2 separate regions of the Homo sapiens genome follow, and region 1 is linked to region 2. Evidence: read pairs that join two places in POLR2A ChIA-PET (ENCODE). Cell type or tissue: Caco-2. All regions are shown on one strand. Each heading gives the region's core, and the rest is flanking DNA. Links, peaks and the distances in the headings are about the cores only. Region 1 holds the start of IL17REL (interleukin 17 receptor E like). Region 2 has its middle 9.9 kb from the start of PIM3.

Region 1 (9,886 bases), core at 900-8,899, 64 kb before region 2:
GGAGCACACATGCGTGATTGCCTGGGGGTGAGGATCACTGGGGGCTGCCTTGGAGCCTGATGACCACAGTACCTACCATTTGATTTCATTTAACTTTTGTTGATCTCATCTATTCTATGTTCCTTTTTCTCTCTGTTCTTGCCTTAGTTTTCATTGACGCTTCTTCTCTCATTTTGGTTTTTCCTTCTTCTGGTTTGGAGGTTACAGACTCTGTTTCTGGTGTTTTACTCACTGCCTACAAATTACTCATTGCACGTTAAACTTATCAAAATCTAAAGTGAAGGAAGTCACACTTATACCCACCTGGCAATATATCGACTTTGAAGCCTGGAAAATGTGAAGTCCCGTGCTCCCTTCTGACTTCCTGCTATTGCTGTCAGCCTGTTTAATAATGTTTTTAACAGTCTACTGGGCATGATTATCATCATCGCTTGCACAGCCAGTGGTTTTTAGATTTACTACATACATTCCTCTTTGCCCTTCACTCTTCCTGAGTCTCAGACTTCCAACCATGTTCATTCTGAACCACTTTCTTTCTGCTCAAGACAGTGTCCCTTAGGAAGGTGCCAGTGATGGGACGTTCGGATGAGCTTTTGGTCTGTCAATATCTTTTCCACACAGGTTCATGACAGCGTCAGATTCTCTGCAGCAGGAGTACAGGTTGCAGCCACTCTCCCGCCGAACATTGAATACGTCTTTCCACCATCTTGTCTTTGCTGTGGCTCTGGGAAAATCAGCAGAGTCAGCCATCACTCTCCAAGGGGAGCTGTCAGTTCTATCTGCCAGCTTTTGAGTGTTCAGTTTGATTTTTACTTATTCAACCTGGAATTTGAATGTCTTTGATGTGTGCGCTGGTGTCATTATTCAATTATGGGACTCTCTCAGCCATTATGTCTTTAAATATTGCCTCCACCCCGTTCTGTCTCTTTCCCTTTGGAATACAAACTAAATGTTTGCTAAGCCTTCTCTCTCTCCCGGTATCTTTTAGTCTCCCACTTCTTTGTTTGATTTATTTAGCTGCCTGTGCTGCATTCTAAAAATATCTCCTCGCCTGTCTTCCAGCTCATTTCAGAATGCTATCAACCCATTGAAGTTTTAATTTCTTAAAGTTTTCATTTTTAGAAGTTCTACTTTTTAATAAAATTATTTGATCTTTTTTCTTTCTTTTTTTTTTTTTCTGAGACAGGATCTCACTCTGTCACCCAGGCTGGAGTGCAGTGGTGCAGTCACAGCCTCCAACTGCAGCCTCCAACTCTCAGGCTCAAGCGATCCTCCTACTTCAGCCTCCTGAGTAGCTGGGACCACAGGTGTGCACCATACCCTGCTGTTTTTGATTCACCCTTGCACCCAGCTGTTTGGGGCTGCATATTGTTGGGGGCATGGGGTGTCTTCTGTCCCCACACTCCAGGGCCTTGGGACCCAGAGCTCCAGGTGGCCCTGGTGGCAAAGTCTCAGAGGGAGGAGCTTCGGGGCCGGGCACCTTTCAGAGCGCCCTCTCCTTGGGCTCACTCACCTTCCCTGGCCTGGACCTGGTCCTCCTTTACCGTCTTGCCTGCTGCTTTTGCTTGTTTTTGTGATGCTTTTCCTATCTTATGCCCTTATTTGGTGGTTTTCCCTGGAAGGGCTGGTCTGGGTCCCAGACTCCCAGGTACTGAGTGCACCCCATGGGCTTTAGTGGCTCCCCGGAGCCTGCTGACACCCCACAATGAGTCTCACCCCAGCCCTGGCCTCCATACAGGGTTGGGGCCCAGGCCTTGGGCCTCCCCTCCCTCAGCAGGGTCCAGGCCCCACACCAGCTGCTCGGTTAGCTCATGCATGCTCCATTAATCACGCACAGACACACGGAGAGCCGCAGACACCACGTCCCCTCCTCCTTCACTTAGGGTGGGCCCAGCCTCTGCCCCGACTTACTGGACACACACTTTCTGGGCACCCCGGTGGGTCCCATCAGGCCCTGGGTGCCTGGGGGACAAGGCCCTGCCCCGCAGTGCTACCTGGCCTGCTGCGCTGGGCCACCCTGGCAGATTTGACCTCCCAGTCCTGTGCCCGGCCTCCGTGCGTCTCTCCGCTGGGATGAGAGCCCTGGGGAGTGGGAGCTGTTCCCACCTCGTTCTTCCTGCTGCTCATGCCCTGCTTGTGCCACGTGGGCCCTGGCCTGTCCTATGGGCCAAGCTGGCCCAGCCCTTCCGAGGTTCCCGGAAGCCAAGGACTGCTTTGCATAGGCACTGGGGGCTCTCCCCACCCAGCCCCCCAGGAAGAGTGACTCAGCCTGGGGCTCGGAGTTTGCCGTGGGCGGTGGGTGCCCCAGCAGGGTGGTGCCTGCACTTCTGGGCTGGGCTGTGGCTGCTTGGGAACCTACAGCCCTGGCGGCTAGGAAAACCAGGGAGTCCCCTCTTCACCCCACATCCCTACCCCACCCTGGGGCTCCTTCTGTCCCTCCCCCACCAGCTATAGCTGCAGCAAGTGTGCAGGCTGGCCTTCCCCTAGTCCTTCCTGGCCTGGGCAACCTGAAGTTTGACTCACCAGCCCCAGTACATGGGGGACGGGGCTTGGCACAGGCTCACCCCACTGAGAAGGGCTGGCCAGGGACCCGGGACAGCCCCAGGGCAAGGACAGCGGTTGGAGGCCAGTGAGAGCCAGGCCAAGGCCCCAGCCTCTCGGATGAAAGGGACACATGGTGGTCACACCTGCCAGCCTTGCCTATCCTGTGACGCTCCGAGGAACTGCGTGAAAGTTCTCAAAACGCAGCAGCTCCCATGCAGGGGGTGGCCTTGCTGAGTGGCCAGCCCTGCGGTGGACGGCAGCTACCTGCTCTCACCCATCACGGCTGCCACCTTTGAGTCCATGCAGGAGAGGGCACGGTCTGCAGCCGCCTGCCACACCACGGGCACCACGTGGCCGCCTGCCAGACCACGGGCACCACGTGGGATGGTGGGCCTGGGGTGTGCTTCCTCCGGCAGCTCCTGGCATCAGAACTGCCCATGGGCCCTGGTGAGGTCTGACCACAGGTTGTGGGTAGCAGGTCTTCTAGCTCCACCAGGAGCCCCAGCCCAGGCCCACTTCGAAGGTGCCAGTGTGTCCAGATGGCCTGCACTGGGTGCAGCCTCTTGTGGGGACTCGGTGGCTCCTGGAGCACCCCCAGTCTTAACACTCCCACCTCCCTCCTGACCCCTCCAGCTGCTGACCCATCCTGGGACTCTGTGGCTGGCCCAGCATGCTGCTGGCCCTCGCCTGCAGGCACCGTCCTGAACCCACCACCCACTTGGTCCTGGCCCAGTGGGGATGGGTCCTCAGCACCAGGCATCTGAACCTGAGCCCAGGCACAGCAGGGCAGGACGAGTTGGGGTGGGGGCTGCTCTTCTCCAAATCTCCTGGCCGGTTGGGTCCTTCTAGGCAGGACTCACCTGGAGGAGGGCTGAGAGAGGCTGACAAGCTAGAGGCAGAGCTGGACTGCCCCTCTGGGGTGGGGGGCCAGGTGGAGGGGCGTTAGGGAGGGTGAGGGGGGTGGGGAAGGGGACCTCCCATCCGCAGAGCCTTCATCCCAGAGGGACGACACCCTACCCCCGCCCCCCTGCGTTTGAGTGGAGGTCTTGGTTTTCCGAAAGCTGGGGGAAGCAGGTGGGCTCCATGCAGGAGCGAGTTGGGAGCCACCTGGGGCTGGTCTTGCAGGTGATAAGGGTGACCCTGGGGGGCCTGCCTGGGGGCGTGGCCTTGAGGGGCGCGGGCGTCGCCTGTTGGTGGGTGTGGATTGAGGGACGGGTGGGTGCGGTCCGGGGACCTGGGGTCGAGGTCAAGGGGCGCTAGGCACAGTCAGGGGGCCTGGGGCGCGGTCGGGGGTGGGCTGGGGTAGGAGAGGACAGGGGCGAGGTTTCAGGGATCTGTGGGCTCAGGGTCTGTGGACGCAGTCCAGGGTTCCCGGGGGGTGTGGGAAGGTCAGTGGGCTGGAGGAGCGGTGGCGGGGGGCGGGGTGGGCGGGGCCCGGGGACGCGACTGCAGGTGGAGGAAGGCGCTGTAGGGGGTGGGGAGTCCCGGGGCGCGCCGGGGCGGGCGAGTGCTGTCGGGGTGGAGGGAGGCGCGGCCGGGGAATGTGGGGCCGGCGCACGCGGTCTCAGCGCCCCTCCCTCCCCAGGGCTGCCGAGGGACCCCCGAGCGCCGCCCTGCCTCGTGTGCCGCGGGCTGCTGCCACCCGCCGGGCCCTGCAAGCGCTGCCGCTCGTTCTGCGCCGCGGTCCTGCAGGGCGCGTCCTTCGTGCGGCTCGGCGGGCGGAGCTGCAGCCCGCGGACCCCGTGAGTCGGGACCGGCGCGGGGACCAGGACGACGACCCGGAGCCACGCGCGTCTCCGTGGAAACCTGCGCGGAGCTGAGGCCGAGAACACAGCGCTGTTGTGGTGAACCCGCGTCCTCGCCGTGGTTTTCTTGGGAACCTCGTGCCCAGCACCCCCGCACCCGCTCCGGACCCTCCGAGCCGCTCTGGGGAAGGCTCCAGCCCGGGTCCCGGGCGGACGCTGGTTCGTTCCTTCCCGCGTTCGTCCGACGAGTCTCGGCGCCGCCCAGGGTCTCCGCACCCCGTTTCCTCCCATCTGGTGCCCAGCGCGGGCGCGGAGGGAGCCCCCGGGGTTGGACCCTCAGATCCCTTCACCGTTGGGCTTCTGGGCGACCGATGGTCACTGGGCTGTGTGGCCGTGCTGCCCTGGAGACCCAGACTTGGAAAGACCCCACCCCCACCCCAGGCCTCGCCCAGCTGCGGTGGGTGATCTCGGTGGCCGGGGCCCGCCCAGGAGCCCGTGGCCTGGCTCTTCATGGATACTGAGCAGGGCCAATCCCCCAGCCCTCAGAGACAGGGCTGGAGCCCTCTGACCTCAGGCTGGAGAGGGTGGCCGGGGGCCTGGGGCAGAGGGCAGAGGCCGGCCCCACTGTCCTTCCCTGGGCCTTGGAACCAGCACCAGCCACACCCCGTGGGCCGTCCCTACACGAGATCACCGACTACTGGCCACCTGCAGCCCCTGCCTGCGTCACGGCACGCTGGGATGGCGCCTTCAGGCAACGGGTGTGTCGTGGTGGGGGCCTGTCCCAGAGAGGCCTGGAGAGAGGTTTGGGTGTGAGTGGGCCCATGGGGGAGGGACATTTGTCCTTTCCCAATGATCCTGCTGGCCGTGCCCATGGACATCGTCTGGGACACCCCTGCCACAGTACAGCAGCCCCCATCGTCCCCTGGTATAAGGAGGGCTGGAGGCCAGGCTGAGGGGCGAGGCCCAGCTGGAGTATCTGTCTTACAGCTCAGCCAGCCTGGGATAGGGGATGACAGTGGCCCGTCCTGAGCCACCCCCAAATGTGCCTGCCTGCTGCTGACCATGCCGTGGCATGGAGGCTGGCACTAGCCACTCTCTCCAGGGCATTGTGGCCACAGGCACGCTGCTGCAGGGGGCGGGCTCAGCCCCATCTACTCTGCCCAGCAGTGAGTGCATAAGTTCCAGCCCATGGAGGGCTCTAGGCCAGGCGGGGGCAGGGTCGAGGTGCTGGCCCAGGAGGCAGGGAGGTGGGCAGTGCGGGGTGGTGGGAGGGAGGGAGGACTTCACGGTCACAGCAGCCCCTGCCGCCTTCCCTCCCCTGGGACCGAACCCCAGAGCTTGTTTCTCAAGCTCCCTCCTGACTACCCGAGCCCACAGTGTGAGGCCCACAGCCTCTCCCAGCCTGGGGGTGGTGCCGCCCTCCACACTTGGGGTGTCCTGTGGGTATTCCAGGCAGAACACCCCAGCTAGACACTCCCAGGCTCCCCAGCTATTAACTCCCGCCATCCCCCCCCCACACACACACAGACACACACACACACACACACACACACACACACACACACACACACACACACGTGGGGCAGTGCCCTCCCAGAACCTGAGGCAGGTGCAGAAGCCTCTGTGCCTGTCCAGGAAGGGAGGAGCCAGGAGGACCCAAGAACTGCACCCTGGTTCTCTCCAACCCCCTGCCCTGGCTGGAGGCAAATGGGAAGCAGTAAGCTTCTGCCCAGAAACTTTCCTATGCATTTGATGCTCCAAATAAGAAGATGACACAGAACGGCTCCCTGAGCAGAGGCTGGGCCCCAGAGTTCCCAGCCTCGGGGGGTGCCCTCCGGAGTGGGGGGGGGCTCATAGGGAGGACCACACAGGGGAGGTGGCCTTTTGCATCTTGAGGGGAGGTGGAGGCCAGGGACTTGGGTGGAATCTCAGGTCTTAGGAGAGGGCTCCCCTTAGGGGCTGGGGCTGAAGCCAGGGGCTCTGGGGTATGAGTGCCCAGGACAGATTCCACCCCTCTGCCAGCCCAGCCAGCTTTCCAGGGCCCTTGTCTACCCTCCTGGCCTCATGCATGCCTGAGGGAGGTGCACGCCGGCGGCAGCCTATCCCGCCGGCCTGGAGCCATCTCTGCACCAGTGGCCGCCCTGTGGGGAACCCCATTAGGGTGTCCTCGGACCCCAAAGGCCCCAAGGTTTCTGGATGCTTCCTTTGGAAACCTAGAAACTCCACAAGTGTCTGGCCACAGTCTTCTGGCCCCAGGCGGTGGAAAGTCTCCCGGGCTGCTGTCTGTGAAGCGAGCCCTGTTTTGCCGGGAGGGGGAGTGTCTCGCTCGCTCCAGCTGTGAAGAGCAGCCTCCACCCTCTGTTTGTCTTTGGGGCTGGAGCTGCAGGGTCAGCCTGGAGCCGCTGCCACAGGGCATCCTGCAAACTTGCCCCACTCACATCCACGCTTACCAGTGGGAGCTCTCACTGCACAGCCAGATGCTGGCTGGGCAAGCACTCGCGTTCTTGGGCCTGACCTGGGGCACTTTCCAGAGCCTGGCCATCCCCCGGATTACAGAATGTGGCCTCTCCTGTTCTCAGGTAAGCTCCTGCCTCCTCCTAGGCCCCTACACTGTGGCAGATAAGGCCCTGGTTTCTCCTCAGGTGGGTCTGGCCTGACGCTCTCAGCACATCAGCAGGTGAGGGGTTGCAGGGCCCTGGGGGGTCCGAGGGCAGCGCTGGTGAAAGAAGGATGGGAGACCTGGCCTGACCCTGCCGAGCTGCTCCGGGAAGTGTTTGCTGGAAGCTCAAGGCAGGGTGAGCCCACCTCGGACCCACCTGTGACCTCCAAGGAGGCTGTGTTAGAATCTAGGGCAGCCCGCAAGCCCATCCGGGGCTCCCACCCCACCCCGCTCGGCTGCTCTGAGCCATCGGGAGCCCGCAACACCTGGGCTTGTGTAGACACCTGCCAAGGAAACACTCGGAGAACGTGCTGAGAATGAGATGTTGGCAGTGGAGGTGGCTGGGTTGGGGTGGAGGGCTCTCACTGCACAGCCCACTCACTCAGCCTTACAGGAGAGGGCGCTTCATCAGCACCTGCAGCAGGAAGTGTACCCAGCATCCCAGGAAGGGGCCCCGGTGCCCAAGGCTGGCCGGGCACAGTGGGGACACAGGCATGGAAAGGGCACAGAAGGTGTCCCGGAAAGGGAGGACTCACTGAGGACCTGCTGGGTGCACCGTTCCTGGCATGGGGACAGCAGTTAGCAAGATGTGCCTTTAGGGTGGTGGCCTGGTCACCTCAGGGGACACTTGCGGGGACATCCAGCAGCTCCACAGGGCCTGAGACGGGTCCAGCAGAGGGCTCAGCTCAGGGAGGGGAGCAGCAAGGGCTGGAGTGCTGGGTGCCATGGGCAGGCTCAGATCCACAGGGCATTCGTGGAACAAGGAAGAAAGCAGGCTGGGATGCGTGGGAACCGGTGGCAGCAGGGGAGATGGGCGGGTTCAGGTGGGAGGGGTGTCCACCGGATGCCACCCTGCAGTGGAGATGGAAAACAGGGAGGGGGCAGGCCTGGGGATCCTGGCTAGGAGGGGGAAGGAGAAGCGAGAGATGAGACCTCAGAATCGACTTTTGCCTCTGGGAGGAAATGGTCCCTGAGTTGGGAGACATGGGGGGAGGCGGCCTTGAAGTGCAAGCTGGAAAGCTTTGCTGAGGCGGCTGCGGGGTATGCAGGCAGCCTCCCGGTCCGAGGTGTGACCGCGCTGTCCACGCTAGGACGGCCAGGTGATCCTGGGGAATGGGTGGGGACCAAGATTGAACCCTCAGTACTCCAAGGAAAGGGGCAGGGGCAAGGGCAGGGGCTGAGGCGGGTGGAAGAGGCCAGGAAGGAGGGGAAGTGCTGGAGGGGAGAGGAGAGGAGGGGTTTGGCGGGGCTGAGGGAGGGTCTCATGGAAGATGGGGTGGGGAGGGTTGAGCAGGAGGGGTCAAGGGGTGACAAGAGGAGCGGGAAGCTGGAGGTGGGTGTAGGGGCGCTGCCTGGGCAGCCTTGGACAGGGCGGTGGTTGCGAGGGGGCGCGGGAGCCCCTGCCCGCGGGGGGAAGCCAGGGAGGGGAGGCTGGGGCTACAGCCGCGCCCTGGGGGGGGACCCGCGCGGGTGACGGCGGGAGGCTGGGCCGCATGCAGGGGAGCTTGGGCGGGGTGGGGCCGCGAGCAGCCGCCCTGGGGGTTCCCTGCACACCCCCCGACGCCGGCCGCTGGGAAGCCCCGAGAAGCACGACGGAAAACCCCGTGCGGGGGAGGCGCCCAGCGCCCGGGCTCAGCCCCCCCCCGCCCCCGCTCCCCCCACCTTCCCCCCAGCGCGCCCGGGTCCCGCTCCCCGTGCCGTGGGGCAGGGGCGGGGCAGAACCGCGCGACGTTCCGCGCCCCCGACAGCGGCTTCTCCTGCAGCCCCAGACACTCGGGCCACGGGGCCAGCCCTGGGTGGGCTTCAGAGTCCAGGAAGTCAGGAGAGAGAGCAGACGCCCTTCGCCTCTCCAGCCCACCCCGGCCTCCGAGCCCCCAGCGGGGATTCTTTCTCTCCTGAAGGTGGATGCGGGGAGTCCAGGCCACAGTGGGCGCCCAGAGGGGCTTCAGGGCACCTGGCGGGAGGGAGGCCCGGGGACCCACGCCACTGCCCCCCTGCAGTTCCACACAGGCGGCCTCACTGGGCCTCCCCACGCTGCCTCCGCCGCTCCCTCTGTGCCCGGGCTGGTCTGGGCTGCCCTCGCCTGCCCACCTGAGGCCTGCTCGGATCCCGTTCCCCAGAGGCTGCCCCGGGTGAGCCCGGCCCCTTTTGCCTGGGCGGAGCCCTCAGCAGCCTGGGGTCAGCTCCGCCGGCCCCTCGTTTGAGGCCCTGCTCCCCACCAGGGGCCGAGGCCGGGGCTTCCATCAGGACGCTGGGTCCAGCCTGTATACTCCGCCCACGGGCGGCGGGTTTCGTGGCCATGGCAGGCGGAGGAGGGTCACTCACGGCAGTCTCTGGGGAGTTATTGGGGTGGTCGGCAAATGGGTAGAGACGGTGGGGTGAGAACGAAGACTCAGAGGCCATCTGCAGGGTGGGGTCCTGCGCTGGACCCTGGAACAGAAAACAGTTCACTAGTAGCACGTGATTCCACACCAGACTGAGGGTCACTGACTGCCGCCGATTCCACACCAGACTGAGGGTCACTGACTGCCGCCGATTCCACACCAGACTGAGGGTCACTGACTGCCGCCACCCATGTGGCTCCCCAGGTTTTGCAGATGCACGGGAAACTGTTGAGATGAGGGGATCCTGGGTAAACTCTCTGTAAATCTAAACATATTCCAAAATAAAAAATATTTAGAAGGAGGTGTAGCCACCGGTAATGCCCGCTCCACAATTCAAGGAACAGAAGTGGGCCCGACTTTTATTTTTCCGTGTTCCCACCTGGGCTAGGAGCAGAAGTCCAGGTCTCCATCTTGAGCTCCCCCCACCCCCACCCCCACCCCGACAGCCTGGGCTTCCCCGTCCGGTCTGTAGAGGGTCAGCTCTTTTCAAGAATGGAGCGGCTGTGTTGACCGCGGGCTGCACAGTCCAACACCCCAGGCTCAGTGGCCGCCCC
Region 2 (9,886 bases), core at 1,098-9,097:
CAGCCCTGCCCACTTCATAGCTCTTGGCCTTTGGCCCTGCAGTGCCTTCCCTGGTGGCCCTTTGGGGCCGTCCTGGCACCTCGGCCTGGGTCCCTGCTCTTCCGCTGACCCAGCCCAGAGTCACAGACACATCCCCAGACTCTATCAGGCTCAGTCTCTGGAGAGGCACTGCGATTTCTGTGGAGGCTGTGCGGAGAATCTGACGACATTGTACCAAGCAGCACGTCCCACAGCACCCAGTGGGCGCCCGGTAGAAGAGCCTGTGGTTTTGGGCACAGACCCCGGGAGGAGGGCTCCTGGGATGAGGCGGCTGGGCAGTGCTCAGCGTGCCACATGGCAGTTCTGCCTTCTCCCTGCTGAAATCCTGCAGGCCAAGAGCCGCAGCTGGTCATGGGGGCCCCACCTCATTCTTCCTGTCCTGGCCTGGTCCACGCGGGGCTGGGGAGGCAGAGTTGCCCTCAACAGCTCACATCTGACCCCACTGCGAGGGCTTAGCTTCTGGGCCCAGGCTGGAGACCTTGGAGGACTCAGGGAGTTGGGTGGCCTCTGCCTGGTGCCCAGACAGGATAGGCCCCAGCCATTTGGCTCTGGTCCCCAGCATTCTGATGAGGAGGAGACTCAGGAGAGGTGGTGGTGGGGGTTCCCCAGGAGCCAGAAGCCAGATCTGGCCCTCCTCCAGGGTGTCTGTGTGGCTGCTGCAGGCTCACACACGCGCCGAGCCCAGCTCCCCCGTGGGTCTCACCCAGGGGCTCCCCGGAGGAGGTCAGGAGGGCGTTGGGGGATCACAGAATGTGCAGAGGTGAGAGTGGGGTGCTCTCTCCCACCCAGAGCCAGGCCGGGGGTCCCCAGTCAGGCTTGTACAGTTTGGAGCCACCCAGGGGGGCTTTGAGAAGCCGGAAGCCCAGGGCCTGCAGCAGGAGTAACGCTTTCCTGGAAGAGTTTCTGAAGCTTCCAAGGATGGTCCAAGGACTGCTCCAGCCAGTGTCCAGCCATGAGGAGCCGGACCTGCAGATGGAGTCCCAGGGGCTCAGACCCCCCAGGGGGCCTGATCACAGCAAACATTCCTGCAGAGCATGGGCTCAGAACGCCGTCACCACCCCAGAGATGCACGCACCTCCGGGGCTCCTGGATCCCCACTCCTGTCAGAGGGGGCAGCCGCCTTCCCAGCCATGGGGACTTGGGGGAAGGTCAGGCCTGTGAATGGCAGCTGGCCCAGCTGGGCACTCAGACTGGAGTGTTGCTGCCAGAGCTTGAGCTCTGCCCACAGACAGCTCAGGGCAGGACAGGTGACAGCGTCAGGCCGGGCTCTGTCTGGCCCCTCCTTGCCAGACCCGAGCAGAATCCACACAGCTTGGAGCTGGCAAGTGGGCACTCCAGGCCCTTGGGATGTCCTCTTCAGATGGCCCAGAAATGGGCCTGGGGGAGGGGAGAGAGTCCCCCACACCTGGGTTTGGTGGGGGCAGTCATTGGTTCCGAGAAAGGACCTATGTGGCCCAAAGTTCTGCTCACGGAGAAAGAGCAAGGACGGCACCAGTCCAAGCCTGTCTCTTCCTTTCCAGGCGGCTGGAAGTGGCCCCCAGGCTGTGTTTAGGGGCTGGATCCTGGCAGCCACCGCCTGGACATGACACTGGACCAGGGCTGGGGACGAGTCAGCTGGATGAGCCCCAGGAAGTGATGTCCTCCAGGCTGTGCCTGTGTGGCTCTGCGGGGACCTTCCACACTCTCCTCCTGCGGCCTTTTCCGGAAGGACCTGGGTCTGTTCCTAGGAGTGTCCCCAGGGCCAGCCTGGGTGGCTACCAAGAGGCCCCGGGGGCATTTTGACCCCAGGATGCAGCAGGAGCAGAGGACGGGGCTCTCGAACCCAGGAAGGGGCACCTGTGGGTGTGTCTGTGTCAACATCCAGGGCCTGCGGTGGGTAGGGGGGTCTGGCCACCCTGAGTGGCGACCCGGCCTGCCAGCCCTTCCCGGCCCCGCTGCTGCTTCCTGGAACCCCCATGAGCTGTGCCCTCCCAGGCCCTTCCTGCTTGACCATGTTGGGGGAACAGGAGTGCCAGAGTGGCTGAAGGAGGCGGATCCCAGGGCTGCCCCTGGGTCTAGGCTGGGAGAGTCCAGAGGGACCTGCTGAGGCCTGGCAGGCAGGGGCCCTGCCCTGTCCCCACCTCTGTCCAGGGTCCCCCCCAGCCCCCGAGACGTGGGGCCGTGAAGTAGCCTGGGTGGAGTGTGATGTTCGGAAGAAGTGGCCAAGTTGTTTTCCGGCCTCAGGTCCACTTCCCTATTCCTGGGAAGTGACATTTGGGGGTGGGGGAGAGGAAGGGGAAGAGGAGGGCAGGTACCCAGAAGCCAAGCGGCCTCTGACATGGGGAGGCCCCAGCGCCTGCCCAGCTCATCCCTGAACACCCTGTCCGCTCTTGGCTGCACCCCAAGCCGATGGCAGTGCTGTAGGTGACCCAGGGCCGAGGAGCTGAGAAGGACTCAGTCTGGCCTGGAGGGCATCCGGGCAGTCCCGGCAGAGGGTCAGTCTAGGTCGGGGCTCAGGGAGCAAGTGCTTGTGTGCACACCTGTCCCAGGTGAGCGTGGGGGTGTGTGCATGCAGCCAGCCATACGTGCCAGGCAGGTGCCTCCAAAGGCACCTTCACACCACCCCTCGCCAGGGGGTGTAGCTCCCGCGGCTCCTTCCCTCTGCTCTGGAGCCAGCCCCACTGTGCCCAGCCCCCTCCTCCCACTGGGCGCTGTGGCCTCCCAGCCCTCAGGAGGAGGGCACTTCGGCCCTGCCTGGGGAAGCTGAGGGACAGGGCCTCAGGGTCTTGCTTACGCGTGTCCATCCATCGTCCAGATGGGGAGCCTGAGAGCCGGGCCGTCACCTGCCTGTCCCCATATCCCACAGCTGGGCACCTGAATCTCGTTGGGGCTGGGGCAAGGCCTCACAAACCCCTTGTGTGGAGCTTTCTCCCCTGCAGGCATCTGGGCCTGGGCCCTATCCAGGTCCTCCTCACCTCTCCCGGGCTCCCTGAGGGACCATGAGGGTTCACCAGTGCAGACCTGTGGGGGCCGAACTGCCAGCACAGCGGGGCCGCTCCCAGGGGGAAGGGGGGGATGAGGCACCAGGGGCAGGCTGCGTGCACACACACACACAACCACACACAAGTACACACCACACACGTGCACACACACCACACACATGTTCACACATGCACACGCACCACACGCGTGCACACACACACACACACACAGACACCACGGGTCTTCCAGGCAACACACTCTGCAGAATCATCTCAGAGAAATGCAAAGAATGGAAAGAATTCTGCACTTTTACCCTTGCTGGGCTCCTCCACCTCCAGGAAATTCCCCATCCAGCGCCCTGGCCCCTTCGGTGGCCCAGAGCTCCCTCCCGTCCCTGCTGCCCTGCCCCGACTAGGTGTCGGGGTGGTTGGGGTCCCACTCTTCAGGGTCGTGGGTGCCAGGCCTGGTTTGGGCCCCGGAGGACCAGCTCAGCCTGCAACCCACTCTTCTGTGTCAGCTCTGCTGAGGCCGGGCTGCCGGTGGCAGGAGTGAGGGCTACAGTTGCTGGGGCCCAGGCACTCCTTACACCTCAGTCGGGCGGCCTCTCTTTCCTGGTCACTGACTTAGCCCCAAGATCAGAGGCACCTCGATGGAGTCTGTGGCCCGGTGGGGCCTCCACCCTGAGCCCACCTTCCTAGCTGTGAAATGGGCCTTGTGGTCACACCTCAGCATTACCACTGGCCAGGCCTAGGGCACTGGGAGGAGCTGAGTCTTGGAAGGATGTGGGTGGGAGGGAGGTGGGCTGGGCTGAGTGGGGGCACACGGGCCTCAGTGGAGGGCCTGCGGTCCTGAAATCCCACCTGGGTCCTGAGCTCCCAGCAGAGGCGACTCAGCAGCCTGCCTGGGCGTGGATCCCTCCAGTGAGATCTGGGCAGAAACCAGCCACAGGTGTGCGGGAGTTGGTGGCCCTTCCAACTGGCCCTGCCCCAGGGTTTCAGGGCTCTGGAGGGCACTGGTCAGCTACCCTTGGGCTGAGGTGGGTGGGCACAGCCAGGGGTGGGAGGTATGGAGTTGAGTCTTAGCCCACTCAGGGCCAGGCCCCAGGCCAAATTTGGCCTCCTGATGGGGCCTGGTGACCTCCCTGCCTCTCTCGGTCTCCACTCGATGCCCAGATACCCGTCTCTGCATCCTGGCCTGTGAAGACAGGTGGAGGGGCTCTGCCTGGGCCTTGGCCCTGCCCTCCCCTGGGGCCCAGCCCTGAAATCTTGGCTGCTGGTACCTGCTCCCCGCCCTGGCTGGGCAGGTGGGCCTCGCGCAGGTGGCCCCCGCCCAACCTCCTGCCACAGGGCACTGCTGTGACGCACGCAGCTCCTCCTGGCCGCGGTCCACAGCACACATGACAAGTAGGCAGACAGACGCAGGCTCACACGCAGCACCCGGTCAGGCTGGTTTTACCTGGCCGGCCCTGGGCCTGAGGAGGGGCCCACGCAGCCAGGCCTGCCGGGAAGCTGTCCTCAGCCCCCCAGCCTCCCCGCCCCCGTCCTCAGTCAGCCAGCCTCCCAGCTCCCTTCCCCCATCCTCAGCCCTCCAGATCTCCGCCCCTGGCCTCAGCCTCCCAGACTCCACGCCCCCATCCTCAGTCCCCCACTAGCCTTTCCACCCCCTTCCTCTGCACCACCTTAGCCTCCCAACACCCTTCCTCAGCCCCCACCAGCCTCCCCGCCCCTGTCCCGGTAACCTCCAGCCTCGGTTCCTCATTTGCGAGCCAAACGCTGCCGTCCAGTCTAAGGCCCCTGTGAGGCTGGCACGAGAAGATGTCATAGCTGGGGTGGGGAGTGGGAGGAGGGTGGAGCCCGGTGGGCAGAGACCCCCAAATGTGGCTGAGTGGGCGAATGGACTGTGGAAAGGCAGCCGCCCTCTGCCTGGCCTCACCAGGGGCCCTTCTGGCTATGAGGGGCCCCCAGCTGTGCCCGTCCTGCGCTGCCCTGGACTCCTGAGCCCTCGGCCCACAGGGCCTGGGAGAAGCTGCTGCAAACGCTCCGTGTTGCCGTAGAGTAGGCCTGGCAGGGCGGCTGCCCCTGGACCCCCGGCAGCTCCAGCAGGCGGCTGGGCCCGGTCCTTCTAGTTACTTGCTTAGCTGGGTAGAGAATTCCCTCATCAGCCAGTGTACCCTTGACAACACAGCCCAGCCCAGGCCCCACACCCCCCTGCGCCAACAAACACAGCCCCACTCAGGCCCCCCACCCCCCCACCCCCCTATAACACAGCCCTGCCCAGGCACCACAGCCCCAAACACAGCCCGGCCCAGGCCCCACCCCTACTACCCCCAACAACACAGCCTGGCCCAGGCCCCACCCCCTGCACCGGCTCCCCCATAACACAGCCTGGCCCAGGCCCCATGCCCGCCTCCCCCCGCTATACCCCCCTGTCCCCCACATCCCCCCACCCCTCTGTGCTTCCCCGTGGTTGATGGTGACCCCAATCCCCCTGTGCTACTGCAGGGCGGGAGGGGTGTGCCTGACATGAGGCCCTGCAGTGGCTGTGCCGGGCTTGTCTGGCGGACCTGAGGGCCTGGGTCCCCAGGACGGTGCAGGAGGTCCAGCTCCCTTGGTGTCAGAGCCTCCCCTGAGCCCCTCTAGAGTGGAAAGTCCAACAGCCAGGGCCCTCGGGCAGGTGCGGCTCTCATGGCCTGTGCCCGCCACACCTGAGGCCTCACCTCTGGCCAGCGGGGGGACACTGCGAGACCCACACTGCAGAGGGTCCCAGCCCTGGGCCTGTGCTGCCCCCCAGCATGCTGGACCCGCCTGGGGAGTTTCTGACGGCCCACCCCCCTCTCCAGCCAAGGACTTCTCCCCAGGGCCCCTCCAGTGGGAAGCCTGTGTCCCTGCCGGTTGAGGGGCTCTGCTCCAGGGGCAGGGGCCACTGATCGGCCTTCTGTATAGTGGAGACCCGTGTATAGAGAGACCCGTGAGCGAGGCCCGGATGCGTGGAGCCCGGGCAGCAATGCCGGAAATCTGATCCTCTGCTCGGAGAACCTGGGTCCTGGTGGGTGGAGGGGTGTCAGGGTGGGAAGTGAGGAAACATGGAGGACTGGCTGCGGGGACGCAGGCAGGGGCGATGGTGGAGGAGCAGGGTGGGGGCACAGGCCAAGAGGGCTGGGTAGCAGGGTTGGCGGAGGGTGTCATGTGTGGGGGGCCGTGTGGACGGGGTTCGAGGGGCGTGGAGAGGCCCGGGGGTGGGGCAGCTGGGCACACAATGGGCCCTTGTCCTACAGGCCGCAGCTCCTGGGCGCCCTAAGCAAATACACGCCCTGTTCCCAGCTGCACACCGTGTCCTGGGACGCGGCCGTGGTGTGGGGGCCAGCCGGGAGGGTGGCTGCGAGGCCAGGGCACGCGCCCAGGGGTTCCAGTGCCCATGGGCCTCCATGTGGAGCTGTCCCTGCTGCAGCCTGGGTGTGGCACTCGTGCCCTGGCCACCCCCTTGGCAACCCCACCAAGTCCACCCAAGGAGCCCCGTCAGGGAGAGCGGCTTACTCTGCCCGGCCCTGCTGGCGACTCCTCTCCTGCCCAGCCACGCCCCAGGCCCAGGACAGCCTGCAGGACTCCAGGCCTCCACTCCCACCACCTGAGTGCCTGTCCTGCATCTGCCCCGCCCTTGTCCACAGGCGGGTGCAGCCCTAGACGGGCCTCAGCCCTGGGCTTTCTCAGTACATCTGGGTTGGGGCAGAGGCCAAGCGGGCAGGGCTTGGCTCTGGTCCCTGCCGAGGCCCTTCCTAGGTGCGGAGTCTCTCTGGGGCGCCAGTGGGAGTTGCAGGTGGGCCCTGCTAGGGCTCCTCACCCAGCCCTCTGGCCTGCCCCAGGCCTGAGGCCCTGAGAGGGTGGCGGGGGCCTGCCTTCCCCACCCTGAGGACAGCCCTGGCCAGGGCTGGGGGACAGCGGGGACAGGGACGGCCCCTCCCCCAGGGGACCTGGGCAGGTGAGGAGAGGAGCCCTCTTGCTGGGCTGGTGGGATGCTCCGCCAGGCCATCGGGGGTGTGTCAGGGGCAGGGCTGGAGGGCGGGGGGTTTGCTGTGGGTTCCGGCACCACCAGCTGCTCCCCGCTCTCTGCACCTCTGCCCTGGCAGCAGCAGGAGCTGACTGCTCACCCTGAAGGAGTGCCTGAGACACCTTGCCACCTGGTAACAGCATACCCTCAGCATACAGGCTTGACAGGGTCCAGAGAACCCAGGGGAGACAGACACCAAGAAAGACGATGGCAAGAAAGTTCCTGGCCAGCAACACCCCCCACCACGCCAGGCAAACTCTTGCACATACCGTCAAGAGCCATGAGGGCCGGTCAGCCTCTCTGGCAGCTGATGCCGCTGAGCCCACCCTCTAGGGGACCACGGGAACCCCCAGAGGGCAGCTCTGCCCGCCCCAACCCAGACACCCTGAGAAAGCCGACGGCTGAGGCCCGCCCAGGGCTGCGGCTGCCAGTAGGCAGGGGCGGGGCAGATGCAGAACAGACACTCAGGTGGCGGGAGTGGAGGCCTGGGGTCCTGCAGGCTGCCCTGGGTCTGGGACCTGGCTGGGCAGGAGACAGTCACTGGGGGGCTCCGGGCACAGCGCAGCCTATCAGGGAAGCTCTGGGTGGCCAGGCCCCTGGGTGGCTCAGCTGCAGTGGGCCCAGGGCTGGCTTCCATCAGCAGGGCTGCTGTGGCCGAGCAGACAGCCTCATGAAGTGCCCGGTGCCCGGTCCTATAAGGTGGCCACTGAGGGCCCCTGCACCCCTCACCAGGGCGGGTTCCAGAGGGATGGGACAGTGTTCCCAGCTTTGCCTTGAGAGCCGTCTGGACCACCTGCCCCCGTGGCCCCCATGTGTGCCTGGAGCCTGCTTCACAGGCTGTGTGGGGACAGGACAGCAGGCATGGGGGCTGCCCCAGGGTCCACTGGCCCCGGAGGACAGGAGGGAGCCTGTGTCCCTCAGCCAGCATCCCAGAGCCCAGCCACCCTGTCTCCCGGCAGCACTTAGGCCCAGAGCCTGGCCACCCCCAGCATAGGGGGCTGCCCAACCTGGGCACAGGCTCACCCTGCCGGCCTGGATGCCTGGGTCTGCCCCAGCTGGGCTCTGGGTGGGCGGGGAGCAGGCTCACAGCTCTGCCTCCCGAGCCCACCCTGTAGGGGACGGCTCTCACAAGCTCAGCTCCAAGGGCTGGGGGGCCATAGAGGGGCTTTAGGAGGAATGGAGACTGGGCCTGTCGGTGGGCACAGGGCTGAGAGTCCCTCCCTCTTGCTTTGAGGCAGCCAAGGAGGGAAAGAGGCCTGGCCCCCCACCCCACTGGTGCACCAGAAGCCACGAGGGAATGAACCCACACTTGGCTCCCAGTGGACTTGGCGGTGGCCAGACTGGGCCTTGAGGCTGCAGCCCCCGCACTGGGCAGGGATCGGGTCCCAGGCAAGCCTGGACGTGGATCTGGGTCCTCTTTGGAGAGACATCCCTCAGTTGCCAATAGCTGTGGCCAGGAAACTGCAGGACTCCACGGACCTGGGCCCCACCCTGGACAGACACAGCTCTGGGGAGGCAAGGGGCCCCAGGAGGGGCATTTGCATGACAAATGGATTCCCGGGAAGCTGGTGCCTGTGTAATCTGTGGCTGTATGCGAGTGCGCATGTGTGTGTGCCTGCGGGTGTGCCGGACTGGCTCCGAAGGGCCACACAGCCAGCGGCAAATCCCAAGCTCAGGGCCACCCAATACCAAGGGTTCCTGCCTGCGGGGCTTGGGTGGACAGTGGCCTGTGGGTAAAGAAGCCTGCTGGTTATGGGGAGAACCTGGCTCTGGGCCACAAAGTCAGGGTCTGGGCCCCCTTTGGGCCTCAGAATATATTTTCATCTGTGAGACAGGCCGGTCACCTAGCCAGCGGCAAGTCTGATGGGAAGACCTCGTCCTGGCCCAGCTCAGGGCTCCGGGAAGGTCAGCATCCCAGGCCCAGAGACCTCAGTGCCAGCACCCCCAGGTCCCTATGCGCTGGTCCCTTCTAGTTCTGCCCTCCCCTGCGGGCCTGCGGGGGTGTGGAGCAGGTCAGGGCAGATTCTGAGCAGACGGGGAGGCTGGAACGCTGTCCTGGTCAGTGGTAGGGACAGGCAGCCTGGGTCTCAGCTCATCCTGCCTCCTCCCCTGAGTCCCACTCTCCTTCCTGACTATGGGGAGCAGCCACATGATTTGCAGAGCCCAGCGCACATGAGAATTCAGGGTTCATTGTTCAAAATGCAGGATGAAATGATATTATAGGTGCTAACGTACGAAGCTCGTTCTTTTTTCTGTAATCCATTTCTCAACTTGTTGTGGTGTTTTCTGTTATCCAAAGTTGTTGGACAACACATATTTATCCAAAGTCTTTTTTTTTTTGTGATGGAGTCTCACTCTTTTGCCCAGGCTGGAGTGCAGTGGTGTGATCTCAGCTCACTGCAACCTCCACCTCCCGGGTTCAAGTGATTCTCCTGCCTCAGCCTCCTGAGTAGCTGGGATTACAGGAATGCACCACAATGCCTGGCTAATTTTTGTATTTTTAGTAGAGACGGGGTTTCACCATGTTGGGCAGGCTGAACTCAAACCTGACCTCAGGTGATCCATCAGGCTCAGCCTCCCACAGTGCTGGGATTGCAGGTGTGAGCCGCCGCCTGGCCCCAGCGCAGAGTTCTTGACTTGCAGCCTTCGTTGTCCTTGTCCCAATGCTGCCAGCCACACCTGCCAGGGGCTCAGGTCAATGCTCTGGCGTCCTCCAATGCCCTGGAGTCAGCCAGCAAGCCCAGCTGGCTCTACCTTCAACACCATGATGGTAATCTGTTGCTCTGCTGTGTCACAAACGACTCCAAATTATAGTGGCTTAAAACAACACACATTTATGACT

What was found. ChIA-PET counts read pairs that join two places held together with the same protein. Peaks named below come from ENCODE experiments on the same cell type or tissue, not always from the same donor. Only the 100,000 strongest peaks of a DNase experiment are listed, where the experiment ranks them.
Region 1: POLR2A ChIA-PET joins it to region 2 with 11 read pairs; 9 of 35 experiments call an interaction of 5 or more read pairs at or near these places.

Annotation. Positions count from the first base shown.
Region 1 is chr22:50,009,527-50,019,412 of GRCh38, reverse strand. IL17REL (interleukin 17 receptor E like) reads left to right here and starts at 6,648. Exons shown (of 15, transcript NM_001371417.1): 1 at 6,648-6,868. The coding sequence starts at 6,767. TTLL8 (tubulin tyrosine ligase like 8) reads left to right here. Exons shown (of 14, transcript NM_001350317.3): 14 at 622-838. The coding sequence ends at 629. RefSeq lists enhancers at 2,053-2,112, 6,163-6,763 and silencers at 8,278-8,327, 8,338-8,657. In Caco-2, for the core only: no CTCF peak of the experiment used is centred there; a DNase peak (open chromatin) is centred at 6,622; H3K4me3 peaks cover 512 bases.
Region 2 is chr22:49,945,929-49,955,814 of GRCh38, reverse strand. No RefSeq gene overlaps it. Among named protein-coding and RNA genes, the nearest start is that of PIM3, 9.9 kb to the left of the region's middle. RefSeq lists enhancers at 1,955-2,540, 4,301-4,886, 4,887-5,474, 8,407-8,994. In Caco-2, for the core only: no CTCF peak of the experiment used is centred there; DNase peaks (open chromatin) are centred at 3,294, 3,708, 4,414, 6,604 and 1 weaker place.